5 separate regions of the Mus musculus genome follow, and regions 2, 3, 4 and 5 are each linked to region 1. Evidence: chromatin loops called from intact Hi-C (ENCODE). Cell type or tissue: left cerebral cortex. All regions are shown on one strand. Links, peaks and the distances in the headings refer to the core of each region. The heading gives the core; the rest is flanking DNA. Region 1 overlaps Gm34199 (a long non-coding RNA gene). Region 2 overlaps Klf12 (Kruppel-like factor 12). Region 3 has its middle 42 kb from the start of Gm34199. Region 4 overlaps Klf12 (Kruppel-like factor 12). Region 5 overlaps Klf12 (Kruppel-like factor 12).

Region 1 (6,557 bases), core at 704-5,703:
AAGCAGCAGCCTTATTCAAATTAACCTTTCCACACAGTGGGGGCGGGGTGAGTAATACACTCTGCAGTACTTCCCCTGAAGGTGATGTGCTCTTGCCTTCAGCGTACACTGCCTCTGAGCAGGCAAAATAAAAATAAATTCAGCTGTGGCAGGGCTTCAGAGAGAGCCGCTGCTGGAATTAGATCAGGTCAGCTGAAGGAATCTGTGCCTGAGTTACAACAAATTTCTGAATTTTCTCTTTGCTCGATCTCGTTCCTGCCCTGTTATTTCCCCATGTCTCATTCCTGTCCTCAACTGGCTGCAGAGACTAAACTTGGTAGGCCTCCAACGGATCACTGGAGGGAGCAATGTCTTTGAATACAAATGTCTCTGTCCTGCGCTGTGTGGGGGTCTAGCAGACAGGTCACATTAACAGATGGTTTTCTGAAATTGTAGAAATCCTCAGGAGAACGGGTCTGATGAGATAATTTAATCACATTTACTGTAGGCTGAGGGACTGTCATTCTGTATCCTGTGACAGTTATGTAAGCCGGGGCCTCTAGCTACATTCGTGACATAGGGGAGGCTCTGCTCTGCCTTTCGCTCTTAGAACTTTCCCTCAGCTTTGCAGGAAAAAAGTCCAGCATCAAGGCAAGGTTCTTGATCTTATCAGTGGCCCTTCTTAGTCTCAAGAACTTTGCAGTTTGGCCAGAATAAATGGTTATAGGTCCTGGTCCTTTTTATTTGGGCCTCATCACACTCCTGTCTTCTTGTTCCTTGTGATCTTTGAAGGTCTGTCATCATGTACTTCTGAACTCCACCTTGAAGAATATTGGCTTCAGCCATGGTATGTCTTCAGTGTTTATAGACATCTCTTTCACGGCCTTGCCCACCACCTCTTTCCTTACCCTCAACTCTTCTCTGCTTGTCAAAGTCAAATCCGAAATGCAAGTGAGCAACACCACAGAGACAGGAAGTTTGGCAAAGGGAGTTGGATTTCAGGTCAGAGCACAAGTTGGCTCATGCCAAAAGTTCCCTACCATCATTTAGTGAAAGGGATGATAACCTTACAGCGGTACTGAAGGATACCTCCTTTAACCGGTGCTGGAACCCGAGAGTACAGTCCATGAAGACTCATTAAAAAAAGATAATAAAAATCGAGTAAAATATTAAAGAAAACACGTGTTAGAAACAGCACTGGTGGTTGGGGTATATTTTTATTTACTCACAACCCAGCCCCATCTATGTTTATTTTCTTTTATTCAATTTATTTTATTTTATTTTGTTTCCATGTTATTATTAGCTCCTTTAAATGTATCTGGATGCTGTAGCTGCGGCTGGGTTCTGAAGAACACATCCAAGATTCAGAAAGTAGCTTGTGTGCTGACGACTACGGCAAAACGTGTTCCTATGTTGTTTCTTAAAGGGGCTCAATAATATAGAAGGTTGAATACTGAGGATGCTGGGAAATTTGTTGGCCAGTGGAAAGTAGGTGCTACAGACAGACAGATGGACAGATGGACAGACAGGCGGACAATCAGACAGCCAGACAGGGGAACAAAAAGGATGCGACACAGGTTCCAAGTCCTTCCACTCTAGTGCTCAGAGCCCCTTCCTGCCACACCCTGCAGCTCACTGCCACCAAGAGTCATGTTGAGCTACTTTCTTCTGACAATACAGGAGTCTAGACAGATTAGCAGAGCTTTGGGTGCCTCTATACCCACGGGCATTAGGTTTCTTAACTTTCATTTCTTGACTCTGCCCCTTTCCTGTCTAGCCCTACCCAGACCTTCCTTTGAAATCAGACCATTTCTGGGCACACCTAGCCAGCCACCCCCACTGAGAGGAGCTCCGGAGGCTGCCTTTTGACCTGGCACTGCACCTGGTTCCAGCTCCTGGTGCCTGAGAGCCGCATTGTTCCTGGGTTAAATGAAGTTTTGGGGAAATGACTTTCAGATGTGAGCATCCCCCTCTGGGGCTGGCTTACCCTCCTGCGCTGCCTCCCTGACGTTTGGAATCCCATAAAAAAAATCATCTTTGTTTGGCTCGGGATGAAAAAAAAAAGACTCATGAGATAACATCTTAGATGACATGGGCTGACAAAATCCGAAATACTTCATATTGTGACCACCACCGAATAACTTAATTACTGCCTTTTTCTTGCGCTTACCTTTTTAGTTTGCTTCTTATGTGGTAACTCTCCCATCCCCGGGGTTATTTTAGTCAGTGGCCACAAATTACTGTGACTTTCTTTATCTGAACTCTGATCAGAAAACTGCCTAGTTCTCCTCAGTGTGTTGGGTGGATGGTGCTTTTTTTCCCCTCTCCTCTCCCCTCCCCTTCAAACCAGAAAAGTAGCTGCTGAAAGCTGAACGGTTGCCATGACAACCTCTTGGCAGCTTCCTAGGCGAGTAACAGTGTTGATTTCCCCCGGCGGGTGGGAGGGGGTGGAGCTCTAAGGAGGTAAAGAAAGGTTACTGTGCACTTAGTTAATATGCAAAACCACTTACACAGTGCTGGGTGAGCAATGAATAAGTGCAAACAAAGCCACGCTTGATCAGCTAACATGGACTTTGCACACAAGTACATCTGTCCAAGGATGCAGATGTTGGCTCAGAGGGAAATTTTGCCATTGGACAGGAAAGGACAGAAGAGGTCACACTCCAAGAGGTTAAACAGGATTTCTGTAGTGGTTGGAGAGTGTGGATGAAGTAAAGAAAGCAGGGTTTTAATTGCCTTTTTCCTTTTTTTTTTTTCCTCTTTGTTCAAAGAAAAACATAACGCTCTGAATTGCAGGATGGTGTTTTCCCTGAAAATCTAACACACTGAAGTTCAAGTTTGCATCAATTAAACTCTATGTAAGATAAACCAATATGTTCAGATATACGCAAGTATAGCATAATTTGGTTTGTGCTTGAACAAAACATACGGCTGAATGGCATCGTTCACCCCAGAGTTTACAGACAAAGAAGCAGTTTAGTAACTTAGGGCTGGGGGGGGGGGGGGGTTGCCGAATGTTGAAATTTTCTCTGTCTCTCTCTGTCTTTCCATTTCTCTGTCAGTGTCTCTGCCTCCTTTCCCTTTCTCCCTCTCCCTCTCCTTCTCCCTCCCTTCTCACCCCAGCACTCTTTTCCATGCCTTGCTTTGGTAGCTTCTTGTTTGATTCCTGGGGCCTAGGCAGAGGAACTCAGGAACCGTGAGAATAGGCTACACGGGCGAGGGTCACCTGCATGAGAGCAGACTGGCTGGACACTGAGGAGGCAGCAATGGGCCCCCCACCTCCTGGCCAGCAGTTTTGTGTGGAAGAGGCAGGTTGAGGGAAGGGTGCAGCAGGAGCAGAGGTCTGCCCAGCAGGTGTCACTAGGGATTTAAAGCTTACCAGACCTTTGGGACTAAGGCTAAGAAGTGGCCACGTAGTGATTAATGAAGCTTCCTTTCAAATAATTTTGAGAGACAATATGTGTGTTCTCCTTCTAAGGGAAATTAGAAATGAAAGCTAAAGCTTGCCTGCAGAGGAAGAGATTCTGGACCATAATTTCAAGGCTCTTATCTCCATTTATGAGTCTCCATTCCAAATACCAGAAGTCAGGAATAGAAAACTCAGCAAAGTTCATGGAGTCCAGGAGTGGGGAAATACTCATGGCAAGCCAAAGCAAATACAATGAGGTATTATTTATTCTGATGCTTCCAGACTAGGTCAGCCTCCTGCCTAAACACATAGATGCTGACTTTGTCGGGGTTAAGATCGCACTCAGAAACTACAAATTTCCTGAGAGCCTCAGTATAAATTAAGTCAGCTCATATTTTATCATTGCTTAATACTTCTTTTTTTTGACAAAGCTATATGAAGTCTGAATTTCACTTTTTAGAAAACTGTGTTGATATTATTAACTTTCTAAGTTATACATCTAGAAAATGTGACTATATGTATAAACATATATAACACATATACATATAAGTTATAAATATTACACACATACACACTTTTCTCTCTCTCTCTCTCTCTCTATCTCACACACACACACACTCAAACACACACACACACACATACACACACACACACACACACACACACACACACACACTTTCTTCCCTAAGAGTTAAGGTTTAGATCTTCAGAAGACTCCCTGAATACTTTTACTGCTCTCAACTTTGCTTTGTCTTCCTGAGAGTCCAGTGTTTACCATTTTCATCATGACTTCAGTAGACTTTCTACCAGACTTTTCTTACATTGTTGCACATAGTGGCCCTCTACCTTGCATTGATCATTGTAGAGGTTTAACATCCATACTGAAGACATTGCTTCATTCCTACTTTAGGACATACTTGTATATAGCGTGGAAAGGAACCGGAAAGGAAGCATCAAGAGCTGGCCTGGCTTCCCCAGCATTCAGCTTCTTAAGATGAGCTCATTCATCTTGCTTATCCTTGGTTGTCTGGGGGCGAGTAGAAAGAGCTGGCAGAGAAGTAGTTGGAGTGGCAGGATTCTAAGCTTGTATGGCCATAGGTGGCCTTCCTGTGCCTGTGAAGATGCAGAAGCAGAAGAGAGGCAGAGTAAAAACCCAGGAAATGAGAGCCTCTGGACAAAGGTGGAAATGGCCAGGGTGCAGGGTGCGCTCAGAGGGCACCTGGTAGAACACTGGTTAGTGAAATTATCTACTAAGTCAATGGAATCCTTGACTGACAACGGTTAAGAAGCCAAGCGTCAAAGCCATTGTTATATGGTCAGCTGGAAGTGTATAACAAAGCTGGGACTGAAAGCCAGACACCTGCTCCTTTCCACTCCTGATGGTAACTGTAGTACAGGAAGCAATGAGAAAACCATGACTCACTTAAGAGCACTTGCAAAGGATGCTTTGTTTTCTGTTCTTTCTCCTGGGGAAACCTCATCATAAGATACCACCAAGGACATTCCCACAAACAAAACCCCCAGTCTGCAGTTATGCAATTAGGGCAGAATTTTATTAAGCTTTTAATCGCTCATTATAGTTGTCTCTATTTGATAAGGAAAAAATAAATGACTTCAGCAGGACTGATGTCTGCAGGCCCATTCTCTAACCACAACTCCAACCATTTCTCTAATCACTTAACTGATGTTGTTTTAATGAGAGCTATTGTTATTATGCATTATTAATAAAAAATCTACCATTACTATTAATATCACTTATGAAAGATTCTGTAAAGAGCTTTGAGACCGTGCATGCAATTAACAGGAAGCCAACTTTCCACAGAGTAAAAAAAATAAAAATAAAAACAAAGACAAAAAACACACCAGGTAGGTCTAACTATATCCATTTCATCTCTTAAAAAGTAAGTGGTTCAAGTAAATTTTACATTCCCACAAGAAAAACCGTGAGCCCCATGAATTATATGGAACTCCTTGTACTTTGCCATATAGAGAGAAATTATGTGAGTCGAGAGAAATGTGCATAACCCTCTAATCTCATGGTTGTGCCCTTGGAATTTATTGACTCTCATTTCAGAAAGCACAGACCTACCCAAAAGACCGTATTCAATGAGTGAAAATAAATATATTTCTACTGTCAAATGGAATAGGGGATGTTGACTAAATCACAATATCATCATAAGTCTATGACATATTCTAGTTATACTCTAAGGGCTTCCAAGTACATTTGAGATCTGAGAACAGGGGAGCTGTGCAGAAACCCCTTTTCTGTACTTCCTCCAATGATGCTCCTACCTCAAGAATCACCCTCATCCTCAAAGCTGCTATCTTCTACAGTCTTCAGGATTACTGTGCCTCTCCCTAGGGGAGGAATGAATCAGGAGCCACAGGGCCCAGCCAAGCGAGAGTGAGAGTCCAGGAAGCCTCTATATATGCTGCTCTAGTTGCCTTCCATGTGATCTGGGCTCTGCGTTTCGAAAAGGATCACCTGGAGAATGAGACAACTTTGTAAGCATCCGAGGCATCCTGTGTTCTACAAACAGCATCTCATGTTTATTCTTCAAGAATGGAGGCTTGTCCAAGAGCTCCTGAATGATAACTTTTGAGGAACATTATAGCCAAGATTGTTTCTGTGTTTATATAAAAGATTTGCTGAACCTCTACTTTTATCTGGCATTAGGCATAATGGTGGGATTCCAGGGTCTATGCAAGCTTGGTGAGCTGAGAACATAAAACGTGAAGCTAAAGCTGAGGAGACAAATCAACAGGAGCGGAAAGGAGTCAACCCCTTGTTCACATTGTCTAGGCTCCGCCCCACAGTTACCTAGCAGCAACCACTATAAAAGAGGCTGCTTGCCCCCTCCTCACTCACTTGCTCTCTTCTTTTACTCTTGGCCCTTAGCCTCTTCCCCCTCTCTTCCCATTCCCCGCCCCCTCTCTCTTCACGTGCTCATGGCAGGCCTCTAATCCTCTACTCTCTGTCTCTCTGTCTCTCTGTCTCTCTGTCTCTCTGTCTCTCTCTGTCTCTCTCTCTCTCTGTCTCTCTCTCTCTCTCTCTCTCTCTCTCTCTCTCTCTCTCTCACTTTCTCATGGCTGGTCCCTCAGGGGGAAGGGATGCCTCAGCATGGGCCCGCAGAGGCACCCTTTCCCCCATCCTGAGCCTCCACCAAAC
Region 2 (6,557 bases), core at 611-5,610, 510 kb after region 1:
GAAGACACAAGGCTAGTTGGTCAGAAGAGCTGAGTGGTCAGGAGCACTGATGTCCTCAGAAAGCTAGGGGCGAATAAAAATGGGTAAAGCAAGGAGCTGAGCAGGAGGCACAGTGTGCAGAGGCGCTGGAGTGAGGATAAGGAAAAGCGTGGCCAGAGCGAGTGGATCAGAAAGGGGGAACATATTATAGAAGAGAAAGCTGGACAGATGGATAAGGACCCGAACAGACATTTAGGCAAGGTTAATACTTGGGTCTGTTTCACTAGAAGTCACTAATTGAAGAGAGAGAGGGAGAGGGAGAGGGGGAGGGGGATGTGGAGGGGGAGGGGGGAGGGGAAGAGGGAAGGAAGGAAGGAAGGAAGGAAGGAAGGAAGGAAGGAAGGAAGGAAGGAAGGATGGAAAAGGTCCACAGACAGGTAACTATACTCCATACCCCTCATCAAGGAAACTTCTCCTTGCAACAGAGACCATTACAGAAAGCCACAACCAATCAAAATGCAGAGCTGTAGATCCTATTTCCAGCTGATCTATCTAAAATACAACACCTGTACTTAAGGCTAAGGATTTACTGTGAAAGAGAGGGAAGAAAGATCCTAAGAGCCAGAGAAATACAAAAGAGGATGCTAGGAGATTGTGTCTCCTAGTACTTAACAGCATGACTGCCTAGACATGAACTGAACAAGGATAACCCTGGAGACAAGTTAAGGGGCAAAGAGGAAAGCTCACAAGACTTCAGCCCTACACAGGCAACTAGGAAGGCTGAGAGCAAGAGATGCAGTCTTTCCTAGGCAAGAGCACACCAGTTGCTTATTCCACACAAAATAGTCAGCTCCAAAAACATATGCATGTACATCACATTATACTGACTGAGCAGATTGTATTTATATATTTAGGAAAATACATGTCTGCTGTATATGGATAGAAGAGCAATTAGTTTATAAAGAGACCATGAGTTTGAAAGAGAGCAAGGATGTGTATATGGGAGGATTTTAAGAGAGGAAAAGGAAGGGTGAAATGATATAATTATAATCTCAAATTACAAAAGAAATTATATATAATTGTTTTTAAAGTCACTCTGCTCATAGAGTTGACCGGGAGGTTTGCAGGAAGTACTTCTTAATATCATGAGTTAACTATGAAAATGAGGGTTAGGATGACAGAGGTCTCACAAGGACACGTAGACCTGCAGGTGAGGAATAGTAACAGGTGTTCCCTCGATCTCTCCTGGGTTTCTGTATTCAATGACAGAACTGATGTTGGTCCCATTTATGCTCAAGGTTCTATTCTTTCTTGGGTTGGCTTGGATGGGTTCTAATAAGGGCCATGTGGATGTCATCTTCTAGTGTTCTTGGTGTTGGGCCTGACGTCCTGTGAGACAACAGAGTTAAGTACTGAAGCATCAATCTTGAGAGACTCATGTGTCCATAATGTCTTGAGGTCCAGCCTTTATCTTCCACCTTCTTTGGGGCAGGGTTTCTTTTAGTTGCTGGTTGCTGCATACACCATGCTAGCTGTCAATGAACTTCCAGGGCTTCTCTTGTCTCTGCCTCTCTCCTCTCTGTAGGAGTACCAGAATAACAGAAACATGCAATCTTGATTTTCTACCTAGGCAATGGGGATTGTGATTTAGCTTGATGCGTGCATGGCAAGCACTCTGTCTCATCCCTAGGCACATTTCATTAAGTCTGGAAGTCTTTATGGTATGTATCAGCTTCTTTCATTTACCTCAGACTCTTAGGTCTTTCTTATATATTCTTACCTTAATTTTCTTACTGTACCATACCTCATTTGAACTTGTATCAAATCTTACAGAATGCTCTGTGTGGCGGTGAAGGTGGGGGGAGTTACACAAGGTTTTATTGAAAGTATGGAGCAACATCTCTCTCTAGTTGCAGCTGCCCAGGCAATGATGTGATGCTGTAGAGGATACTCAGACGAAGCAGGCATCCCTGACTTTGCCCTTCCCGGTCTCAACTGGAGGAAGAAGACGGGATCTTCTTTCACATTCCATCATATTCATGAAATCATGTAGAGGCTACTTTGAGCAAGTTCCACACAGGACCCAGGCAGTGCAGTCCTCATTTTGATACCTTGCACACCCTGACTAAACCTCACATACACACCATGTGGTGGTGTTTACAGTGGAGTTAGCAGAGTAGCCACATGGATCGATGGACTATCTGCTAGCATTGCATTAGCCCTGTGTCCTCAGAGTTTTACAAACATCACAAGCTCACAATCATTTGCTCCATACTCTGATAAACCACATCACACTAGCCTGTTCCACACTTCCACACACAGGTTATAATGGATACACAGTTACTTAGCATGGTTTCCATCTCTTTCTTTGTCATTGGTTTTGTTGATTTTGAGTGAGCAAATTGTGTGTGTGTATATTTTATTTACTTGTTTTTAAGTGAGTTTATTGTATTAAGGATCTATCCCAGAGTCTTGCATAACTGGGTAAGTACATTTCAATGTTTTATATTTTCAAGACATATCTCCATATATAGTTCAAGTTATTCTTAACCCCAGCCTGGTCTCAAGCTCACATACTACCTTCTCGACCGTGAACTGTGATTACAAGTGTGAACCAGCACACCTGGTGTTAATCCTATTTTATTATAAATCCATCCTCCTCTCACTTCCTCCTGCCCACCACCATTCCCCTGGGCCGCCTAGGACATTATGACTGTCGCTTCCAAATGCTCTTCATGAGTCACCCATTCCCCTCAGGCCATCCTGTGCACCACAGCCAAGTCGATGCTTTCTAGTTTATAGGCATGATTGTACCAAATCTAATGACCAAATCCTTTGGTAGCTGTCCTCTAATTCATTTAAGTCAAATATTTAGCATACTACATAAGACCCTTAGTCCCCTGCCTAGGCCTGTCAGCTCCTTTCCTCCAGGTCTCTCCCCCAGCTTATAGATAGTCTTCTTTGTTACTTTTCCATCCTACAGTGCATTTCTATGTCTCTAGAATTCCTTTTTCCTTTTCCTTAACTGCAAAATGTATCCTTTAAAATTTCCCTCTTCTCTCTCACTAGGAAATTTCCATGTCTACTTCATAGTTCTATTCATATGTCCCCCTGGTGGTTTAACTGTACCTGCCACTGCTCAGCACAAGGCATTGTGTGGGCCTTTGTCTCTGTGCCCTGACTCTGTAGGACAGGCAGCCTGAAACCAGAAGATCTGTCAAAACCAAGAGCGCCTCCTACATCTGATACAGTCACTGCCACAGCATGCAGGGATCTACAGCACATCGGAGGCCTAAGGCACTGCCTGGGATGGGGAAATACTCAAGTAATAGTTTACATTGAAATATGAGTAAGTGGCATCCCATCCAAGTTGGCTACATAGAAGAGATAAGAGAGCCACACAATAGAAGAAATGTTGGTATTGTCCTCCTGCCCTTGCTCCTGTCTCCTTAGACATCCACCGGAGCATCTACATTCTAATGTCATCTTCACATCCTAGTTCTTTCTCACCATTGGACAAGACCACATTGTTCAACTCACAGCTTCCATTCACGGTCTTCTTGAGGTGACTCAGTGCTAAGGTTCTCTGAGCATGCTTCCACAGCCAGGTTCTTCCTGGGTTCTGGAGAGCCGAACTCAGGCCCCCGTGCTTTTATGACAGACAGGTCCTTGGTTGAGTTTTCTATCTCTCCAGCCCAGGCTATACTTTTTAACACACTTTAATGTAAAGTCTCTGAATGCCTGCTGCATCAGGATAAGTGTTACAGTAAATGTGGAAGGCAATGATCATAACATGAATTCCATATGCTGTTTAATTTCACTCCATGCCTCTAAAAATATTGATGCCTTCACATAGGAGAGGATGTCAAAAAAGGCTCTAAAAGAAAGATTAAAAAATATGTTAACATGTTGACAACATATATATGGATAATAGTATCAAAATGGAATCAACTGTTCTTTATACTAACTAGAGAAAGTGGTGTGTATGTGTGTAAAATTTCTTCTTTTGCTTAGACGGTTGACAGCATAAACCATGGACTCACACCAACACATGAAACACCTACTTATGATATGACTCATACACTTTGATATATGGCATTTGTAATGCTCGTAAATCACTTCACTTAATGCTTGCATCCTCTTTATTTGTCCAGGTGTAGCATGTATCTATTAACATACCATCTGGACTAGCCTGAATACTCATGAGAACTTGTTCCTGATGCTTTGAGTCTAAGAAAAAGCAAAGCCAATGATTATTTCTAAATTATCTTTCATATGTTTTGCATAAAAACATGCTGATACTTAATAATAACTGTGGGTTTATTTCTAAGTCCTTGACAAGTGAATTATTTTGCAGTAAAGTGAATACTTAAAAGGACTCTGGGGCCATTTGCGTAGTTTGTAGGTAAAGGTGTTGGCTTATACATAATAGAGGAATCAGACAATGCAATAGCAAGTATTTATGTGTGCTAATTTCTGAGTTATTAAATACCTAATGATGCTAGAAGAGTGATGTCCTATAGAAACTTTCCTTGGTCTGTGAAGTAGTTTATTCTGACTCTTTCAGTAGGATGCAATGTCCTGACACAGAGCCTGAGAGCCAGAGAGACAGTGGGTTTGTTGTTGTTATTGCTGTTGGATTGTCTATTTGGTTTTCTGATAACCTTGGTGTGTGAAGTTTATCCTGCTTTTGTCAATAGAAAGCCATCTCTCTTACATGGGACAGCCTTGTGTGTCATAGTGCTATTTCTTGAGATGCCTCCTTTGTTCCTGTCCCCACAGAGACAGCATAGGACTGAGAAACCCTGGTCTGATTGAGGCCTGAAAGGGACAAAGTAAGGGTTGGAAGTAGGTAATCTCTTTTCTTATCCATCACCAGGAATTGTGGACTGGAAGGCACTCATACCATAAAAGATAAGTTAGAAAAAAGCATGGCACACTGATTCCATCTAAGACTTGTATGCTAGGGGAGACATTGGAAAGATCAGCTGAGAGACTCTCAGGTAATTGCTTACTTTTATGCTTAGGTTTCATGCCACATGGACAGCTAGCTCTTTGGAAATGTGATCAGGTGACATGATGTGATCAAAGGGTGACAAATTGGCAGAAGGAAACCCAGTAAGAAATGGCTGTTCTGATTATTATGTAGGTGGTAAGATGGCGAGGGGAGCCATGTTCGAAATGTTTTCAGTTAATAACAGAATAAGCATCAACATGGGGAGAGAAAAAGGACATAAAGTGAACCCTAAACACACTTGTGGCTGAAAGGCCAAGCCAAAGAGAAGCAGAAAAGCTTAGAAGATGGTCCACACTTTTTGAGACAAGAGAGCTGCCGAGAGAAGAGTGACAAATTACGATAGTGTGGGATGTGAAGGTTGAAAATTAACACCAGATTGGAAAACAGGGGTGGTATGGATGTCTATGGGCAGGAGACTTAGTAAAGGAGACTTTAGTTGCATGGTGCTATGTGCTTCAGTGGAGCTGGGTGGTACCTTAGTGGTAGGGTACTTGAAGAGCATGTCTGTTAGATCCTGCGTTCAAACCCAGTACGGATAAAAGCATTTAAATTGTTTGTTTGTTTGTTTGTTTGTTCTAAGCACAAGTAGCAGTCATATACTCTAAAGTAACTTTAACAGTATAATTCATACATAAATCAGTGGTGTGGACAGTAAGAATCGCAATTAGATGTTATTCGCTGTGCATTGAGCATCACTATCAGATGTCATGGTATGCACTGAGCATGGTTGTATGTGATAGACATTGATGTCACTGGCAGCACTGTAGTTTTGCTTACAGCAATATCATAGGGACATGGGACACTAGGTGACTAGACAATGGGATTGTTTCAGTCCTCTTACAAACGCTCGAGGCTGTGGTCCTCTGTGTGTTTCCCATAACTGTAACAATGTCCCTTGGACAGATGCGGATACTGAGATCTGGGTAGATATTGTGACTTGCCTTAGAATGCACTGTTGCTAGCTGGCAACGCTTTGGGTTAATCCCAGGAAAGGCGGCTAGACAGTCTGCACCCCACATTTCTTTGTGTCAGTTCTCCTTGATGTCATAAGTGGCCGCACAGTATGTGGGTGAGATAGTGTCCCCACCCCCAGAAACTCATCAGTGCTTCATAGCTTGTGTCTAGGACCGAGACTCCACATGCCACCTCTTACTGCCAGTCATTCGTGTCGCCTCCTGGAGGCACTGAAGAGCAGAGCCGTCAGTCTCCTAACTCTTAACAGTCATTATGACACAGAATCTGAGAAGCAGGTTCAGTCCTCGCACCCATAGAAGGGAGAATTATTTTTACATTAAGATATCAAAGAGGTTCAAACATAGCAAGAAAGTGAAAAAGAAGAAAAGCTCAGAATCAAGTGAAATCGTAACATGCCTGGAGCCCCAGATGAGTCAGTGTGTATAAATAGAACAACTGGTGTACAGGGCCCTGGTGGTGCGCCGGGCCTCTTCTGTGTGATGTAAATCACCCCGCGTGAGCAGTAATATCCCACATAGCAATCAGTATCTGTAGAGTGCATTGTCAGATCCGCTGTGTTACACAACACCAAGATCATTCCCTCGCT
Region 3 (6,557 bases), core at 586-5,585, 83 kb after region 1:
CAACTGTTTTGGTTTTTCAAATTGTTCCTTATTATTGAGAAAACACATGCACAGTGAAATGCAATCATACCCATTCCCCACACTCCAGCTCCCTCTGTGTTACTACTTGTTCTATGCGCCCCTAATTTGCTGCTGTGATTGGTAGGAAGGGAAAATTGGAAACCCGGAGTTGCTAGGCCACTGTTTCTAACAATCATGGTGAGACAGGACATTGTTAAGCTCATTAAGCAAAATGACAACTTTTTAATTGAAAAAGTAAAGAGGATTGGGTCTTTGGCCCCCAGGGTTAACCTAGGAAATTCACATGTCATAGGAAAGAAATTAAGTGGCTCTGACTGTGGTTTACAGATGGGAGTTGACACCAGGAAGAGCAGGTTCTGGCTGGCATCTGTGGAATACCAACAAGCTTTGAGTCATTATTGCTGACTGGAAAAGAGCTTTAATATGTTTGCCTAAGTGATAAGACTTTAAGTTCCTTAGGTATGAAGATTATTTCATAAATATTTCTAATTGACACAAAACCTGTATATTGCTAAGTCACTCATGATTGTGTGTAATTGGATTGAGATATTATCTTTTTTTCTGTATTCACCTCTCATTCTTGAAATCTTTGGATTATCTTCTCCCCTCTCACAGTACTCAGGCCACTGAAAAAATCAATAGTGCGTTGACTTCTGTCATTCCCAGTCCACAGGAGATCTCTGCTTCCTCTCTCTAAGCATTACATATATTTTTTATTTACTTTCAATCCTAAACATCTGTAACTTTCATTTTCTCAAATCCTATTTTTAATGATGGTCCTTAAATACTTTAACCTCACTTGTAGCCCACCACCCACCAGAGGTAGTGGGAAAAAAGAATAATGGGGGAAGTGGAATTGTTTAGAAAGGTTCTTTAGAGCATCTTCTGTCTGTGTTGTCTGGAAATCAGCAGTTCAGTTCATAGGTTAGCAGGCAGCAGCAGCTTGACCCACTCACAAACACTTCACGGATACACCAACAGTCCAATTCAGTAGAGTGGTGTTAGCAACAGAGGTGGCATGACCTAGCAGAGACAGCCAGGCCTCAGCTTTCGCTCAAGTTAGCAGGAAGGATCCGGAGGGACACCAGGAGAAGTTCTCCACTGTATTGCACAGCTAGCTCTGTCTCCATCACTCCATGGAGTCCACAAATTGCAGCATACCACCATAAGTTTATTGGTGTGTTTCTCTCTATGGCCTCCCAACATCTGCAGCTCAACTACAAAGTATAAGGTGGAACAATACATTATGTATCATTAGCAAAGAATCCTTCATATGTGTCCTTTCATGTTCTTGCTTTAGCAGAGCATCCTCTCTCCTGTGTCTACTTCAGAAAAACATTCCCTTCATGACTCTACCTTACCCTTTCACCCATGTCCACTTTAACGACGTGATCCTTCACGTGTTTGCCCCAGCAGAATACTATCCAACCAAGATTTCAAAGTACCATTAAGTTTCCACTTCAGACATCACACCCATTGCTTGAACATGTCACACAAGAATATGTACTCAACCCTGCTGTTCAAACATGTGTCTATCTGGTTTTATTTTGTGTTTGTTTGGAGACAAGGTCTTGCTATGTAGCCTTGCTAACTGTTAACTTGTATAGCACAGGCTGACTTCAAATCCATGACCTTGCTGCCTCAGCCTTCTGAGTGCTGGGTTTCCAAGTGTGTGCCACAATACCCAGTTCCTGTAGGCTTTTTAATGCCATCTGTTTCCTGGATTCTAACAGACATTCGTATTACATTGAAATGTATCATTTAAACATTCAAGAAATGTTCTGATTACAAAACATAACATGAAAGTAGAGGCAGCAAATCTTATCTCCTGGGTTTAAGGGGTGTGAATCTGCCTTTCAACACATGAATACACAATTTCTTTAGCATTGAAGTAACACTATGAAACACTAATAGTAGCAAAATTCTCAAACTAAATTATGAGTATGCTTTTAAAAGAACATATGCTTTCAATTTTGTGGTATTCTGTTTTTCTTTCTTTAATTACATATAATTAGTAATAGATTGGCCACCAAAAGTTCAAATCCCTAAGACATCAAATTGTAACAGGCTGAATTGCATATGGTTAAGGTCATGTTAAAAGGTTTGAGGGTCAGTTCTGTCTCAGGATTTCAAAAGCAGAGTTTAGGCAGGTTTCATAGAGAAGAGATAATCTCTTCAATGTGTTTGATTCTGGTAAATGAATTTGGAATGCTCTCATTATTAATATAAAAACATTATTCCAGTATTGCACACCTATTGAACTAATAAATGATGATCTTGAATTTGTGAAGATTCATGATACCAAAAATAAAATTAACTTCTATGAACTTAGGTATAACTTTCTTCTTCTTTCTTCTTTCTTCTTTCTTCTTTCTTCTTCTTTCTTCTTCTTCTTCTTCTTCTTCTTCTTCTTCTTCTTCTTCTTCTTCTTCTTCTTCTTCTTCTTCTTCTTCTTCTTCCTCTTCCTCTTCCTCTTCCTCCTCTTCTTCTCCTTCTCCTCCTTCTCCTTCTTCTTCTCCTTTTCCTCCTCCTCCTCCTCTTCCACCCTCTTCCTCCTCCTCCTTCTCCCCCCTCCTCCTCCTTCTCCCCCTCCTCCTCCTTCCCCCCTTCCCCCTCTTCTTCATCCCATCCCAAATATTTTAAACAAAACAATAAAACTTCAAAAATATCTGGGCAGGCTGTGGCTCACTCACAGCAGTAACCCCAGGCTAATAGGCTCAAACACTCTAAAATATATAAAGAGAATCTGTTTATAAAAGAAAAATCCAATTCCCAGGCAGAACTTTTTAGCTCAGTGCTAGCCTAGAATGCATAAAGCCTTGGATTCAGTTCTTAAATACACACACACATACACAAACACACACACACACACTCACACACTCACACTCATACACATGTGCGCACACACACATGCATACACACATACACACATGCACACACAGGCACACACATGACCACACATTTTAATTTAGTGATTAACCAAAGTCTTTTTAAAGGATGTACAGGGGTCACTTTTACATTTGAAGAAGGTTTACATTTTGCCTCTTCAGGGTGTAGCATCATAGGACTTGTATTCTCTGTCTGTCTCCATCGTCTTACAGGTGGTAAGAGCTTTGTGCTGGTTTAGGAGACGATGGTAAAACAAAGAGGGAGCAATCGAATCAGCATATGCCCTAGTGGTTTGAAAAATGAATGGGCTGTCACTTGATCTGAGGATGGATGGACTCCTCCTTCTGCCACGTATGTGACCTTCGATTTCTGTCCTGAAGGAATGAGGACTATTATGTTTGCCTGTCTCATGTGCCACGCTGTGCCTGACTTAGATAATGCAAGTGAAGGAGAACAAAAGTGCTAATTAGTATATTACTGGAGAGAAGACAGATGCCAAACGTTTAGAAACTTGCAGACTGGCTTGTAAGTCATAACTGCTCTGGGTTTTGTTCTAATGCTGAGGATTAAATAAATTGTCAGTGTGCTGGGCGGTGTTTTGTTGGGTTGTCCATAATCCCGTGCGTGGTGAGCAGGCTGTCTGCAAGAAAAGCGCAGCACGGCTCGCACTGCCAAGTCTCGCTGGAGCCTCATTCATTCTCATCCCAGAGTCAACCCTTTTCATTTTGCTTGGGAGAGAATTAGCAATGCAGCGCGTATCCCTGGGATCAGTGAATGGAAGGGATAATTTGTACAGATTACCCAATTCCTGTGAGTGAATAGCAACACAAAGAAATGAGGAGAAGGAAAAGACCAGAGTAGCCAGAGACAAATGAGCCACTCACGAGCCGTTGTCCGGAACGTGCAGAACGGGAGCCTGAGGTCATTGTTGGAAACCGAAGGAGTCTATTGTTTAATAATGTTTAAACATATTCAAGAAGCCCAAAGCCTCTAGAAAAAGTCAATGTTTCTATAAGGAACATAGCCAAAGTTGCACAAAGCTACCTTTAAAGGGTGCCTTTAAAGACACATAAGAGTTAATTATTGAGGCAGAGACAGGCGAATTTCTGAGTTCGAGGCCAGACTGGTCTACAAAGTGAGTTCTAGGACAGCCAGGGCTACACAGAGAAACCCTGTCTTGAAAAACAAAAACAACAACAACAACAACAAAAAAAAAACAAAACAAAAAGAGAGAGAGTTAATTATTGTAGTCAGTGTTACAAAGAACATTCTACGAACCAGCTATTGTAAAAAAATTTTTTTTACTCCATGCTACATATGAAGGGGCCTGTAATAAATAAGTAATTAAAACATTTGTTTGTTTGCTTGTTTGTTTCCTTGAAAACTCCATCCCTAGATTGAATCCTGGTCAGGCCAAATGGTAAAAAAATTGTAGTCTGCATTAATGAAATGTTTTATGGTCAGAGACAGAAAGCAAGGCCAGGATGAATCTCTGAGTGAAGTGTTTACTTTACAAGAATGAATACTTGAGTTTGATCCATGGAGCCCTCTGAAAAGTCTGGTTGTGATGTTGTAGAGATGATACAGAATAAAGAGCATCTGTGCACTTTCAGAGGATCTGAGTTTAGTCCCCAGCACCCAATGTAGAGTGACCTATAACTGTTTGTGAGTCAAGCTCCAAAGGATCCAAGACTCTCCTGGCCCCTGAAGTCCCAGCACAAGGGTATACACACACACACACACACACACACACACACACACACACACACACACACAAATAATATATATTCTTATAAAAAGTGCCAGATACAGCAGCTCGTGCTTATAATTCCAGCACGGGGGAAGTGGCCACAGAGGAATCTCTGCAGCTTGTTAGCCTGCCAGCCCAGCTTAACTTTGAGCTCCAGGCTGATGGTAAAACCAATCTCGGAGTAAGTGAACAGTTTTCCCGAGGATAACATCTGAGGTTGTCCTCTGGCCAAGTCGTGCAAACATATGTGCACCTGCATACATATGCACACACAATATACACACATGCACATACAAAGTAGAAAGGGAAGAACAAAAGAGAGGGAATTTGATTTAGCTGTCATATCCATAATTGTAACACAATATCAGAGATTACCAAGGGGAGACAGCTGGAGACTGAATTTACCTCATTTGCAAGCTATTAATTACCAGCAACAGAGTTGGTAGTTAGCAGTTTTCCTTCCTTATTATAATCATACGTTCCCTACAATCGGGTGAAGAGCTTTCTCTTTAGAATCTACACTGAACTTTCCTGAAGCCTTAAAATTCAACTAAGCCTTTCCTCGGCTTTTCTGCCCAGGAAGGATCTCCAGTGACCGTGTGTTTTGTTTCCTCTGAGTCTAGGTATTGTTTTGTTTTGCTTTGCTTTGCTTTGCTTTGCTTTGCTTTGTTTTAATAAATAATGAAGAAAGCGCCCAGTCCTTTCTCTGCATCCTAGAACATCAGAAAAAAAGAATTCCTTATTCAGCTTTATGTGGTCACCAAGTCTCATATGTTCATATTTTGAGCTAAATACCGCCATTGTAACACATACCTTTTTCTCTTTATATACTTGAGTAACAAAAAATGTTAACACATTTAAATGCCCGTGTGCCTGGCTGCATATCTCACAATCTGGCTTCATTCTGTCTGCTTCTTCAGACAGTCCAGGGAAAGAGTAAAGACTTCAGTGGTCCTGGGAGGACAGACTCTTTTTCATGCTGTCCCCAGATCAGTCACAAGGAACTCCACCTGAGCCCATTTTTGCTGCAGCAGAGGTTGGCTTGTTATTCTTATCAGAATGCAGTTGGTTTAAATCATCAAACTATAGTTAGAGAAGTATAAGTGGATTTTCTGTGAGTCTGTGTGTTTAGGGAGTTTGCCCTCCAACTAGTGAAAGTGACCACTGGACAAAAACAAATAAAACTGCTTAGACTATCTACAGATTAAAAGTATGAATAAGGACACATGTTGTTTTAGCTGCTTATCAATTGTTCTTATGAGACACTCGGACCAAGGCAACTTACAGAAGAAATACTGTGGCTTCAGAGGGTGGATCCATGGCCATCATGGTGGGAAGCATGAAGGCAGGCAGGTATGGTGCTGAGACGATCAATGAGAGATTAAATCTTAACACAAAAGCCAAAGCAGAAAAAGAGCTGACTAGAAATGGCATGGACTGAAATATCAAAGCACACCCCCTAGTGACACACCTCCTCCAAACATGGCCACACCTCTTAATCCTTCCCAAACAGTTCCACCAACTAAAGACTAAGCATTCAAACATAGGTGCCTCTAGGGAGGGTATTCTCATTCAACACATATACACAAATACAAACACACAAACCTGTTAACATGATGAGAAGTTCATTTTCCAAATACAACACAGAAATAAAAGTAGATAGAAAGATAACTCTGAGGTCACTCTCTGAATCAGTGCATGTGTTATGATTTACATTAGGATTGGCATAGTGACTTATCCTGACTTTACAGACAATTCTTTATACAGAAGATTGCAATTTCCAATAAAGGCAGTAAAATAGACACCAGCTGATAGCAACACACTACACCTCCTTAAGTGGTCCCCAAACTCCACAGCATGCAACAGTGTACAATTATCCAACCAACCTCAGACTCCC
Region 4 (6,557 bases), core at 872-5,871, 530 kb after region 1:
TGGTTCTGTTCCTGCTGATGTCAGCTGAATATCTCTAATATCTCTTTCACCACAATAAAAATGGTGTGGGAAAGGAATTAAGCTAGGTTATTTTCTGTAGTTATTTTCTTAATTATATGAGAATTGGGGCTATAAGATCATGTTGAGCCATGGGGGGTCACCAAGTCTGAGAATTTGCTTTTTCTGTTACAAGTGTGATGTTTTGCTTTCATTAGCCTTTAGCTCAGAACGGTATATAAACATTACACTGCAGACCTGCTGTCCGGACACGTAGGACAATAGTTCTTGTTGGTTCATGGCTTCTGTTCACTGCGGCAGCCAGCATAGGTATAGGACTGTCAAGGTATAGGACTAACAGGTATCAGACTATCAAGATAATACATCATTCTCACACTAACAAGGACGTTAATTTATGCTCTAAAATAATTTGCTTAGTTCTAGTGTTTGTTGACTCTTCATATAATTGTTATTTGTGGGGTACATTTGATACCGCATTGAGTATTTAAACTCCACATAGAAAAGCTACCTACAAGTCCTGTTGCTTACTGAATTTGAAATGACATCACATGTTTATCCTCTGTCAGGCTGCTTTCCCTTCGAAACCTGCTCAGATAGTAAAGTTTAAAATAAAAGATACTGTATGAAATCTGAACAAATGGAGTTATTAATATATGCATTGCAGAAAATAGTGTGTTCCAATATGAAAATATGTATGTGTTCCATATAACAGTACCATTGACTGCTCTTTTGGTTAGGGGTGTGAGGAGGGGTCTTGTGTAGCCCAGGCTAGCATATATCTCACGTAGCTAAGGCTACACTGAAATCTATATCTTCCTCTGGTCAAGTCCTGGTATTACAGGTGTGCACCATGACAGACGATTGAGATACCTGCTCTTTTACCATAAATTTGGTCATTGCAAATGAGAGGGAGGGAGAGAGAGAGAGAGAAAGAGAGAGACAGACAGACAGAGACAGACAGACAGACAGACAGACAGACAGACAGAGAGAAAGAGAACGAGCTATGTTCCATATAAGTATTTGAGAGAAGAACAACTACAATGGGAAGCCAATCAAAACTCTCACTATATCTATGAAGATGCTGGGAACGGTGCGTGCAGTAATAACTCCAAAAGGCCTACCAGTAGGGACGTTCCATGGACTATAATTTTGTCCTGATCTACATCTACCCCCACTCCCAGTTTTCGCATGCACAGAGGAGTCTCTGTGGACACAAGACAGCCAAGTAATCAAGCGTTTAGTACTTTCAAATTATTAATGACGGTTTTATCTGACCGCTGGTCTTTATAAAGTTTCTTGATTATTTACCTAAAACTAACTATTACATGTCTTGGCATAGCAAAACATCCTAATAATATGTATCTTTTACTATCTGAAAAAGGGCAATAGATGATGTATTTATCAAAATATCTACAACAACACAGTATCGTTGGTCCTCACTATATATATTCACAGCTAATTAGCTGCCTGCTCTGCTGGAATCCACTGCCCATTCTCCTGGAATCCTCTATCCATTCTCCTGGAATCCTTTGTCCATTCTCCTAGAATTCTCTATCCATTCTGCTGGAACCCACTGCCCATTCTCCTGGAATCCTCTATCCATTCTGTGGAATCCTCTATCCATTCTCCTGGAATCCTTTGTCCATTCTCCTAGAATTCTCTATCCATTCTGCTGGAATCCTCTGCCCATTCTGCTGGAATGCACGGGATATTCGGGGGAAGCCGTTGTCTCTAAGTTTCCATTCACCTAAATAAGCGCCCTTTATCAGATGGGAGTCTCCAGTTAGAAGTAAAGGCAACTAAGTGACTCAGACTGCCATAAACCAAGGAACATGGGGACTCTAGAAGCGGATAGGGTGTAAAAGAAGATAAAGCAGAAGCAGAACCCCTGACTCAGAGCAACAGGCCAGGTGCAGCGGAAGGACTTAGCAGGCAGCTCTGACCCAGAGGAGCCCAGCCCAACACTGGCCCTCACACTCAGCGTAAGGGAAGACAGGTCCTTATGATGGACTTCAGACTGGGCTGTATCTAGCCCTGGGCTAAGGAGGAAGGGCCTGGGTGTTGACAGGACTAAGGCTATTTCAGAAGGAGAGGAAGAGGGAAGAAACGGAGTTGTGGTTTCCTGAAAGACAAGGAGGCTTTAGTGGCAAAGCCGTGGAGAGCACTCGTCGCAGGCTGGCCACCTTCAGTTTTCTCTTCTGTTCAAAGGGGGAAAGAAACTGTCAGAGTTAGGAACCTTGAATGATTTCCCTGGGAGGCTGTAGTTTCTCATCTTTCTGATGATACCAAGATGTACTTTTAACAGTAGCTAGAGAAAGTGACTTTCTCGAGTGCTACCCTGTTATTCAATAGCCAGAACCCAAGGATGCTAAGGCAGAAAACACACAGAGCCTTTCCCACGGAGTGCCCAACGTTTCATTCTAACCACCGCATCCCTCTATCCTCATCGGACATTGAATCACATAATCAAAAATAACCTGTCTATATGGAAAACACACGTTGTGTTGATACTAAAAATGGGCAGAGGACAGCAGAGCTTCCTGGGAGATGCCCAGAGTGTGTGGCCAGAAGCTTGCGTTCTGTTGTACATCTGCCTTTGAACTCCTGCATCACTGTATTTGTCTCACGTCAATCGAAGAATGTCAGGCCCAAACTGTTGCAGTTTTAGCAAGGTGCTTAGGAAATCCTACTCCTCACTGGGGCATCCTGAAGGAAAACGCTTTATAAGCCTAGGTCTTTAGTAACCATCCCATTTGGTCTTCGTTATAAAAGGTTCCTTCCTACCGCCCTGGTGATTCGTTGGCGTGCCTAGTACTCATCACAGACCCTGACGAGGCTACAGTTTGCTTCAGGTGTCTCCGAAACAATGTAGAATCCTGAGCCTATAGGGAGGTTTAAGGTGTGGTTCAATACAATCAGTACATATATGTTCTAGAAAGGGTTTGTGCCACAGCTGGATGAAAAGGGAACTTGTAGGGAGTGATGCAGAATTTGCTTCAGTTTGCCCAGAAGAGCAGTGCTCTGTGTCCTTGTCACTGTGTGGACACTGGAACTGCTCTCCTGAGCTACAAAAATACGGAGAACATTTATATATCAGAATATCTACTTAACAGTCTGAAAAAAAAAAAAAAGCCATGACTTTATTCACCCATAGGGTGATGTTAATATTCTTGCAAAATCCCTTTATTTCCATAGGTTTTGCCCATTCCTCTAATCATTTCCTTAAACATCTGTAAAGAAAAATACTACTTTATGTGGGAATGCAAGAGACAAGCAAACTCACTCCTGTTATTTTTCACTTTTAGACCTGAATTATTTTGTGAAGTTTACAAAGCCCTGTAGCTTAACTTAAGAGTGGACTGATGTCCTTCGGTGGAAGTAATTTACAGTAATCTTCCCCAACCTGCATGGTATTTATTTGTGAAAGACAAGGAAGTATGGAATTACCATGGAGAACAGAAACAAAGGCCGGAGGAAACCATGTTCAGAACAGAAGAGAGTTGCTGCCACCTAGAGGTGGAAGTGGGTGTCGCTGAGAGCTGTAAATGGTTGATGTCATACAATCCTAAAACCAAAATGCAATCTAGGGACATCATCTCCACCTCTAAACAGGAATGGACTCATTTGGCCTTCTAGCCTCCATTAAAACTGGGCCTTGAATGCTCAATAAGATTGTAGTGGCTCGGGGTTTTTGTTTTTGTGTGTTTCATTTTTGTTCTCTTCAGCCTTATTTCTTTCTGTTCCTGCAGTTAGTTCTAACTCTCTGAAAGTCTTCGTCCTCCACAGCACATTTGTGAGCCATTTGCAAGCTAGTGGGTAATGTCTTTTCCATACTCTGGGCTACCTTTTTTCCAATGTTATCCTAAAATTTCCACTAGGGATGCCCCACTTCTCATCAAATTGTGTGGCTCGTGCAATTTTACTTTTTTCCTAAAACAGGGCAGGAGGCAGGGGCAAGCTATGTGGTTGGAGTCCTGGGAAGACGGGCAAGAGGAGAGGACCCTGAGCCTCACCTGAATCATGTAAAAACCTGGTAACTGCCTATAATCCTAGCATTTTGGAGAAAGATGCAATTGCATCCAAGAGCATACCAGATGCCTGGATTGACCCCGGAGCTACATGTTTCTTGCCTCCTCCTCCTTCCGCATGCCCTCACCATCCCTAGCTGGATGCACTCCTTTAAGCTCCTCACTGGCATCCCTCAATAGAGGGTCTTTCACCATGCCTAGTGATCACTGCCAAAGGCCAGTGGAATTACTCCTGGGTTCCTAGCTTAGCTGTTTTGGCAAGAATTTGGAAGTCCAGAGTCCTTACCATTGCACACGAGTCCTTTCCCAGATGTTTGAAGCCCTGCGCATCATGCACAGAGCCCTTACCATTGCACACGAGTCCTTTCCCAGATGTTTGAGGCCCTGCGCATCATGCACAAGCACTTGCCCATTTTCCTTCCTGTGAACTTTCTCATCTTCCTGGACCCTAAATTTCAGCCACATTCAGTAGCGGAACATGCCACAGCAGGCTCCGGCCACACTGATCACTAAAGCCACTATATCCGTTTCGGTACTTTCGCCTTGTTAGTGGGAAGCTCAGGAAGTTTTGAAAGATTTGTCCAAGTTTGCAGAACAAATCAAACTCAGGATCAGCACATCTTTCTTCTAACTATGGTGATTTTTTTTTTTCTTTCCATTTTTTGGTGACCATTTCCCATCTCTTGAAGCATACTTCAAGAAGAGCAGAAGAGCTCAGATCTGGGGAGCAGGGAGGGGTTGCCTCCTGTTAACCATCTCTAAACGTCAAACCATCGTCTCTGTTTCTTGCCTGTTTGTAACTACTGTGCTGGACAAAACCTTTGAAGTGTGTGTGTGTGTGTGTGTGTGTGTGTGTGTGTGTGTGTGTGTGTGTGAAACAGACGTGTAGTTCTGAAGCTCACGCGCAACACCTGCTCTGTCGCTCCCTAATTAAGAGATGCAGAGACAACATTGAGTCCTTCCTGCTCTTGCCTATTTAATTTATAGGGATAATCCGATGCTGAACGAAGGGGACTTTGTAGGAGAGGACTTCATAAGCCTTATGAGGCAAGTCGGTAAAACATGGCTCTGCGGCATTGTCTTTTTCATTTTTTTTTCTCTTAAGTAAACCTTCTTTATAATGCTTTAACAATACAAACTTTGCCACATTTCTCTTTGTTCCTCATTTCCACGAGCCACATACTATCTCGAGATGTTCTAACTGCACTCCTCGCCTCCACCTGCCTTTGGAGACCATCCTTTCTCCACTGGATCCGGGGTTTCCTCAGTGGGCTTGCGAGGGAGCTCTATCTCTCTGCTTTTGCTCTGCCAGCCAGTTCTCCATGGCAGAGGGAAAACCGGCTTGATTAATACAAGCTTGCTTTTCCTATCTCCTTGTGATTGTAATTAGTCTGACGCAGAAGGTTCTCCCACTGAATGAGTGTTGTGTGGCTTTAAAAAAACAAAGCAAAACAAAACAAAACAAATCTGTGTCCTTTGAGTATATTCATTGAACGGGTTTATTTGTGGCTTATATTAATGGATTTGAAAATTGACCTTGTAGTTGTTACTGTGATGCCTTTCCAAAGCACAAATAACCCTCAGACATTGCAACTCTGGATGTGAAACATAACTTCAGTGCTGGATCCAAGGTTTAATAGGAATAATGTGCATGCCATTTTAGCTTGAACAGGCGCTTAGATAACTTTGCTCTTTAGTCTATTAGCTTATTCAACAGCTACAGAATTTTAAACAGCACCGAGAAGAGTGTCAATCTTTGGGGTAAAGACTTAAATCATTTATAGTTCCAAGAACTAAGAGGCTAGAGCGCAAGATCACAGCAGGCCGTGTCCCCACAAACCTGAAGCACTGAAAGGGCCAAAGCATTGAAGACAGTTTACAGGAAGTGGCTGCCCAAGAAAGTCTAGTGTTATCATTGGCCACAGAGGGAGATGTGGCCTCTGAAAGCAATAAACGTAGATTGTATTCTCCAGTAATTATTTTAATTCCTTTAAAACTGACCCGGTTTTGAATACATACGAAGAACAACTGAACGACACGGAAGTTGGAGAGCAGGCTTTGAACTCAAGGGAGGCCAGTTCAAGTCCCATCTGCTGCTGAAGCAAACCTGCAATCTCTTTACAACCATTTCCACTGCAGGAAAGTATAACAAGAATATCTTTTATGCTGGAGCTCCGCAGATTAAAATTCCACCAGCCATAGCCAAATCCTATAGACCAGGCACCTTAAACCCCAGGGATTGTCTTCTCCCAGGTCTGGAGGCTGGGAGTCCAAATCAAGGAATGAGTTCCTTCGTGGCGGGCAGCAGGCCACTTTCTATTGGTAATTTCCCCAAGTGAAGAGAACAAAGGGGAGCTGCAATCTTTCTTCCTTTACTTGAAAGGATGTTAACCCTTAGTCCACGCCTCTTCTCAACCTAGTCTTCTGAAGATCTCATCTTCAGATACCATCGCATGAAAGGAGAGGGCTTCTCTCTGAGCTTTCAGAGGGACTCAAAATTAAATTTAGCCT
Region 5 (6,557 bases), core at 965-5,964, 450 kb after region 1:
ATTTTGCGCCCACCTGATGCGTTTTCTCTGGCAGTTAGAATATGAGCTAGTAGGCAATCAATTTTTAATTTCCCCCACTTGAGAGGATACTTCTAAATATAATCTTATTTAATGTAGCACTAGTAGTGCTATGCACTAGAAGAAACCCATTTCCACATCAGATGTTTTAGTTATATAGTGAACGATTTTGATATTTGGGATCTCCACTCATTGCAAGAAATATCTACTTATTGGGCAAATAGACATGTGTCTAGCAAATAATTTACTCAGTGACATATAAGGCCTTGAATGAACAAATTTGAGAAGGGAGACTATACTATTCAAGAGATGTTCATGCTCCAAGAATCACCAGAAATGATGCTGTAAATTGGCTTCTGAATAATTGACAACTGTCTGGCTGTACACTCTGCGCCTCCCCTTTTCTCGTTCCCTTAATAATTCTCTTCCTTTTCCAAGCTATGCTACTATTGTCTAAGCTCTTTCATTATGTTTTCTGTTCTTAACGGGAAATTGATTAAGTGATATTTTAATTGTATTCTTTAGGGAAAAAAATGTAATTGATACCAGTCTATCTATTAGTGAAGGAAATGGTAGTAATTTACTAAGCAATGATCACATACTTGATTCTTTCTCCAGGAACCTTTCTGTGGGGTGAATGTTATTTTGATCAATGGCCAATTATGGTTTTGATAATCAGATGGCTTCATCTCCTTTTAATCTCCTAGATATTAGCTCATATATAAAATAAATGTTTTGTATGCCACTCACGTGGCAGCAACATCCTTCACTACCAGCAAGGAAAGTTCATTTAAAAAGAAACAAAATTCTAACATGTCACTTTATGATTTGTCAATACAGTATTTTTCATGTTGTGAACTTTTCCTGCTGGGGACAGTTGAAATCAACTGAAAATTAGATATTTTACAGAAGTGAAATAAAAATGGAATAGGTTAAAAGCAAATCTGAGAACAGCAATCAAACATATTAATCCATGAAATGTGTTGATTTAACTTATTTACATGCACAAGCAATGTGGTATTGGGACATCAGCTTCAATGTGTGCTTGTGTGTTAGTGTGCGCATGTGTGTGTGTGTGTGTGTGTGTGTGTGTTTATGTGTGTGTGCGTGTGCGCATGCGCGCTGAGTCAGGCTGAAATGGTCACAATGGCAGGCCTTTTACTATGGTACCAGGGTTTGAAAGCAACTCCTTGGGATGTTTTCTCTAATTTCTCTTTCTCTTAATTGTCTTTACCTCCATCTGTTTTTTTGCTATCCTATCCATTTGGGATTGAGTTTGGGAGTGGGACTATAGAAGAAATTATTAAAAGATTGTGTCAGATGGTTTCTACCCCACCCTTAGTTATTCAGCTCCTGGAAGAAAGACACACTCACAACCTTCATATTTACAGTATGCCTTAAGCAGCACAATAACCGGGCAGCTGCCTACCCTCCATGCTGATAGAATGTATAGCATATCAATAATCCCAAATTATTACTTATTTTATGTTCCACCTGGGTTGCTCTTCACTCTGAGTGAGCAGCCCTCAGGGCCACATTTTTATGGCTCAGCTGACCCATCATGTGTTCTCCTTTATCCGCTCCTGCATGTTCCTCTTTTATTCCATGGTAGCTTCTTTCTCCTCTTTCCCTCCTCATGGTCCTCTCGATCCCAAACCTGCAAAACTTCCTTTAAAGAAAATGAAGACATCGCAGACCATGCTAGCCATTTCTGGTCAGAGACACAGTGCCCTTCCTTTCAAAGTTACTATCCCTTAATATTTTGTTTTCTTTAAAGAAAATACAATGTTTATATCTGAAAAAGTGTGATGAGGATTGTTTCTTCTTCTGATACTCCCAAGGAGACAAAGATAGCGTTCCAGAATCCACCCTAAAAAGCAATCAGCTTTTTATTTAATTTTTCTTTTAATATTTTAAAGGATGGTGTTTTTCTAAACAAAATGTTTCTTAAATATGTTTCATTAAGAATCTGACTATGGGGACATTCCACCTGTGAATGTTCTGGATCTGTAGCCAAAGTATGGGTCTACCCATGGTATTTTGGGCTTTTCTACTGAACAAAGTCATACAACACTGTACATTATAAATGATATACAATAATTTATGAATGTTCTTTGTCAATAGAATCAGAAGGACAGAATATCTAATTCTTAAGAAACCCAAGCAAATTAAATGTGTGTGTGTGTGTGTGTGTGTGTGTTACAATAAAATAAAAAAATTTAAAGAAAAAGAATTTAGAAGGGACATAGGAAGAATTAACTACTATTTTAAATGTACTAATTTCTGCATTTAAAATTTCTCTTTTAGATATCTTAAAACAAGAGCTCGATTAAAATACAGAAATGCTTAAACCATCTTCTAAAAGTTCAAGTGTACCAGCAACTTAACTTTTCTTTAGAGTTCCGTTCAGTCTTTAGTGCAAGCAGTACATAGCACGGGGGTCACGTTTTGCTTTTGCTGCAGAGGTGATGACTCTGATCAAACACAGTCCAAATTCCTCAAGGATCATCCCCCTGCCTGAAGCCTTTGATTTCCCTTCTTGTCTGCCTGCTCTGCCTGGGCAAGAAGGCCATTACATGTGGCTTCGGCTACTTCTTTAGTTACAAAACGAGGGGAGAAAAACGATGAGCACATGGCCAGGAGAAACAGCAAGTATCTGGGGTACAGCACTGGAGAGGTAGTCAGGCTGGCAGTTAGAAGAGTAGATGAGGGGTGACTCCTAGTAATTGTCAAAACTTAAAAAGTGTGTGTGTGGGGATTTTTAACAATTTCTACTACATGGGACAGGGTCTCATGTAGCATAGGCTGGCCTCAGAGTGAGTGTGTGTATATGTGTATGTATAATATATACATACATACATACACACTAGTATATATATACATATATATAACACATATCATATAATATATAACACATATCATATAATATATAACATATAATATATAATATAATAAATATTATATAATATATAACATGTTATATATAAAGTGTGTGTATATATATATATACACACAGTTATATAAATATGTGTACAATGTATATGTGTGTGTGTTTTATATATATGTGTGTGTATATAATATTCTTCATGAATTTTATATATATATATATATATATATATATATACATATATATATACATATACACATATATACACATACATATACATGTACACTTATGAAGCAGAGGCAGGCCCTGAACTCCTGAACCTCCTGCTTCCACATTCTGAGAACTGAGACTGCAGGCCTGGCCCATCATGCCTGGCTCCCACACTATTCCTCCCCAAGGCTCGAGTTTTCTTTCTGTTGCATATCTCACCAAATCTTTTGTCCCAGAAGTCTTAAGGAGTTGAGATTTACCTTGAGGACTGGAGTCTTTGTGCTGCCACCTAGTGGTGGAATAGTACAAATCGTACACAGGGAGATTGAAGGCTACTGCGTATCAGACCCTTTTCCTAGGATGGTCCATGGTTTTGCCAGCTCGGAGTCAAAACAAGGTGCAGTGAATCTCTTCTGAGAAAATCTTAGCTTGATGGTGTTCACCTATAATTCTAGAAATGGAACTTAGGGAAGTGGAGGGAGGAGTCAAAGTTCATGAGATACATGAGACCCTATCTGAACCACGCCCTCACTAAATTAAAAAACAAACAAACAAAAAGACAAGTGGGGCAGTGGTGGCGCACGCCTTTAATCCCAGCACTTGGCAGGCAGAGGCAGGGGGATTTCTGAGTTCAAGGCCAGCCTGGTCTACAAAGTGAGTTCCAGGACAGCCAGGGCTACACAGAGAAACCCTGTCTCGAGGAGAAAGGGGGGGGGGGGCAGAGATTTAAAAATAGATGGCTATTTAGAGAACTCAAACTTAATGCTAAATATATATTTTATATACATTATATATGATATGTCTTCTATGTATATATTATGTTTAAGAGTTCTAGTATGTGAAAGGCATTATTTAATTTGGTTCAAAAGGAAAAGACGTGCCTTCTGCATGTTTCCCCCATTTTTCTGTCCTATACATTGTTATCTTTACTCTTCTTAGTAAAATTAAAATGTCCTTTGTTTCATCGCTTCACATTTTAAAGGGATGGCTTAATTTTTTTTTCACTAAGTCAAAGCACATGTGTACCAACTTGTATGCTATTAGCAAGTTTCACACCCCCGAGCAAAGAAATCGTCATCATAGAGAGAATAAAATAAAAATAAATAGTCGTGTCTTTGGGGAGATAGGCTGTAAGTTTGATAAGCTCAGGAAACAAAACAAAACAAAACAAAACAAAACAAAACAAAACAAAACAAAACAAAACAAAAATCAAAAAGACTTTCCATTATTGAATGCATTCAGTGACTCCCTTTCTGTGGAGGTACCAACCAACTTGAAAAGCCTCCTCAACCGTATTTCTCTTTCCATAACTCCTTCTCTGGGTTTCTCCCGGCCTTATCTGAGTATTGTCAGAATCCATGCCTACCCTCCTTCCTCGGGTCTAGTACTACTTATTCCAGTGAACCATCTGGAGTCTCTGGGTTCCTGAGTATATATTGTTTCTGCACTGTCCTTGAGTTTCCTTAATCTCACAGTGCTTACTCTTCAGAAATAGTATTTGAATTACATTTTAGACAATTGACACAGCGTGGATGTTAATGGTTTCTGGAGTTGAACTCCTGTGAGCGAGAAGCATTCTTGAGGTTCTCAAAGGGTCATAATGAAAACACTGTGCTGTATGGTCATTATAGTCAGTCCTTTCTTATGCTTTTGTAATATATTGTAAAATATTTTACCTGTGAACATATGATAAAGAGGACTTTGATTGGACCTGGATAATTAATTAGAATCAGCAATGTGTCTTATATAATATATTAAATAGTTATGCTAGTCGTATTTCCCAGTATAAGAAATTATGTGTGCCTCCCCGCCACCCCTTGACCCTGCACTGCGGCTAACCTCATCAACACTGTGCAACCGTAAAATCTGGAAACTGTGGAGTATGGATAATCCCACTATAAACTGTAATAAAAATTACCCTTCCAGACTCAATATTCTCTCCATTAAGTTCATAGACACTGTCTCTTTGTACATAAAGTTTTATGAAATAAATCGACCGCTACGCCTGTCGTTACCAGATAGCAAGCTGTTTTGATTTAAAGACTGATGAAGGTACAATCCGTTTTTCCATGTTTGCAGTGCATGCTGAAAACATAAATTTACTTTAACAAACCTTAAGTCGAAGGGAAAATGGTCCTCTTACTTGCACCCTGCATTTAAGTATCTCTTTGTGAGAAAGAATCAATGATGTATTTACCGTGGCTGGCTCATTTGTTGCAGCCATAAAAGGAAGATTTGGTTTCCCGTTTCAGCTCCCTGGCCTTAAAGGTGTATTAAGCAAAAGAAAGCTCAAATCTTAGACCGCTTTGTGGGAATTGTCTTGAACCTTTCTGTGTTTAGAAGGCATTGTCAGTTCCTTGATTGCATTTTTTTTTGTCTCCTCTGTGCTAATCTAAAGGCTCCTCTAATCATCTCTGCTGTGGTCTCTGCCAGAAGTAAATGCTAGAAATCAATCGTCTATAAACACAGGGACCTTTCAGACAGAGGAAACCGTCTAGGGCCCTCACTCATAAATCCTCAAAGGACGTTACTCTGGAGGAAGTCATAATGTTCTAATGAAGGGAGACGAGGGGACAGTTGAGGTGAAAGTTGAAGAAACATACAATTCCGCTACCAGAGTAGGTAGGAGTATGTCAGAGCAGGAAAAGCATGGCCGGCAGATGCAGAACGGAGGACGTGTGCCCAGCATAGTGTGATGCTGTTGTGGTGTCTGATCTGATGTGTTTTCCCATGAGATGCTGCGTATGGTAGGTGCACAACATATGTGCTGTCTATACCCTCAGCAAAGACCTGAGCTCACCACTGCTCCGAAGGCTTTTAACTCCGCTTAGATTTATTTCGTATACTCTATGTGACTATAAGTTTTGGCTGTGCCTACACTGAACATAATAAATAAAAATGGTGAAGGAGAGGAAGTGAAAGGTGTATTTTACCACCCTTATTTTTATGACCTGTGCTCTCTGAAACATTTCCTCAATAGATTTTTTTTTTTTTTTTTGGTTTTCCCAATAGGCACAGAAATGATTGCACTTCACTTTCTGTAGGTTTCCTTACAATAAGTATGTATATATCTACAGATTTTTGAATTACCAGCCTGCTCAGGTTCTATTCTTTTTACTTTGTTTGAAGCCAGCGCACAGATTAGGGAAGTGACTTTTATCTGTAGGGACACTAGGGCAGATGACGGAGAGCAGAGAGGATGTCAACATTATCATCAAAGAAACTACTTGATTCACCAAACCAGGGAATTTCTGGATGGGATGAAATAGGGTCCCGCCGGCTATTGTCCTTGGAGATGTTACTTGATAAGAGTGTCTTAACAGCCTATGAAGTAATGGCCACTAGTAACAAGGGATTGATGAATTGTTGTCAGTCTCTTTTAAGAAGTTGGCAAAGAATGTAACAAATCTTATAAATTTATCTGTTAAAATTAAACAATAAC

The links. A loop is a pair of places that touch in the nucleus more often than their neighbours do. Peaks named below come from ENCODE experiments on the same cell type or tissue, not always from the same donor. Only the 100,000 strongest peaks of a DNase experiment are listed, where the experiment ranks them.
Region 2: it touches region 1 in a loop (2.1-fold over the local background); 12 of 42 quality-filtered maps call a loop at or near these places.
Region 3: a loop joins it to region 1, with 2.0 times the contacts of the local background. A loop is called at or near these places in 2 of 42 quality-filtered maps.
Region 4: a loop joins it to region 1, with 3 times the contacts of the local background. A loop is called at or near these places in 12 of 42 quality-filtered maps.
Region 5: it touches region 1 in a loop (1.9-fold over the local background); 9 of 42 quality-filtered maps call a loop at or near these places.

What each region holds. Positions count from the first base shown.
Region 1 is chr14:100,455,131-100,461,687 of GRCm38, reverse strand. Gm34199 (a long non-coding RNA gene) reads right to left here. Exons shown (of 6, transcript XR_003951137.1): 4 at 5,681-5,873; 5 at 4,306-4,501. Among named protein-coding and RNA genes, the nearest start is that of Gm26367, 40 kb to the right of the region's middle. In left cerebral cortex, for the core only: a CTCF peak has its summit at 3,334 (motif pointing right); DNase peaks (open chromatin) are centred at 1,723, 2,382, 3,235 and 4,386; H3K4me3 peaks cover 1,047 bases; H3K27ac peaks cover 1,693 bases.
Region 2 is chr14:99,944,493-99,951,049 of GRCm38, reverse strand. The region is part of intron 4 of Klf12 (Kruppel-like factor 12); the gene reads left to right. Among named protein-coding and RNA genes, the nearest start is that of Gm22970, 170 kb to the right of the region's middle. In left cerebral cortex, for the core only: a CTCF peak has its summit at 3,097; a DNase peak (open chromatin) is centred at 3,231.
Region 3 is chr14:100,372,133-100,378,689 of GRCm38, reverse strand. No RefSeq gene overlaps it. Among named protein-coding and RNA genes, the nearest start is that of Gm34199, 42 kb to the left of the region's middle. In left cerebral cortex, for the core only: no CTCF peak of the experiment used is centred there; a DNase peak (open chromatin) is centred at 3,577; H3K4me3 peaks cover 497 bases.
Region 4 is chr14:99,929,057-99,935,613 of GRCm38, reverse strand. All of the region lies in intron 5 of Klf12 (Kruppel-like factor 12), which reads left to right. Among named protein-coding and RNA genes, the nearest start is that of Gm22970, 160 kb to the right of the region's middle. In left cerebral cortex, for the core only: a CTCF peak has its summit at 3,541 (motif pointing left); a DNase peak (open chromatin) is centred at 3,527.
Region 5 is chr14:100,006,809-100,013,365 of GRCm38, reverse strand. The region is part of intron 3 of Klf12 (Kruppel-like factor 12); the gene reads left to right. Among named protein-coding and RNA genes, the nearest start is that of Klf12, 140 kb to the left of the region's middle. In left cerebral cortex, for the core only: a CTCF peak has its summit at 3,405 (motif pointing left); a DNase peak (open chromatin) is centred at 3,388.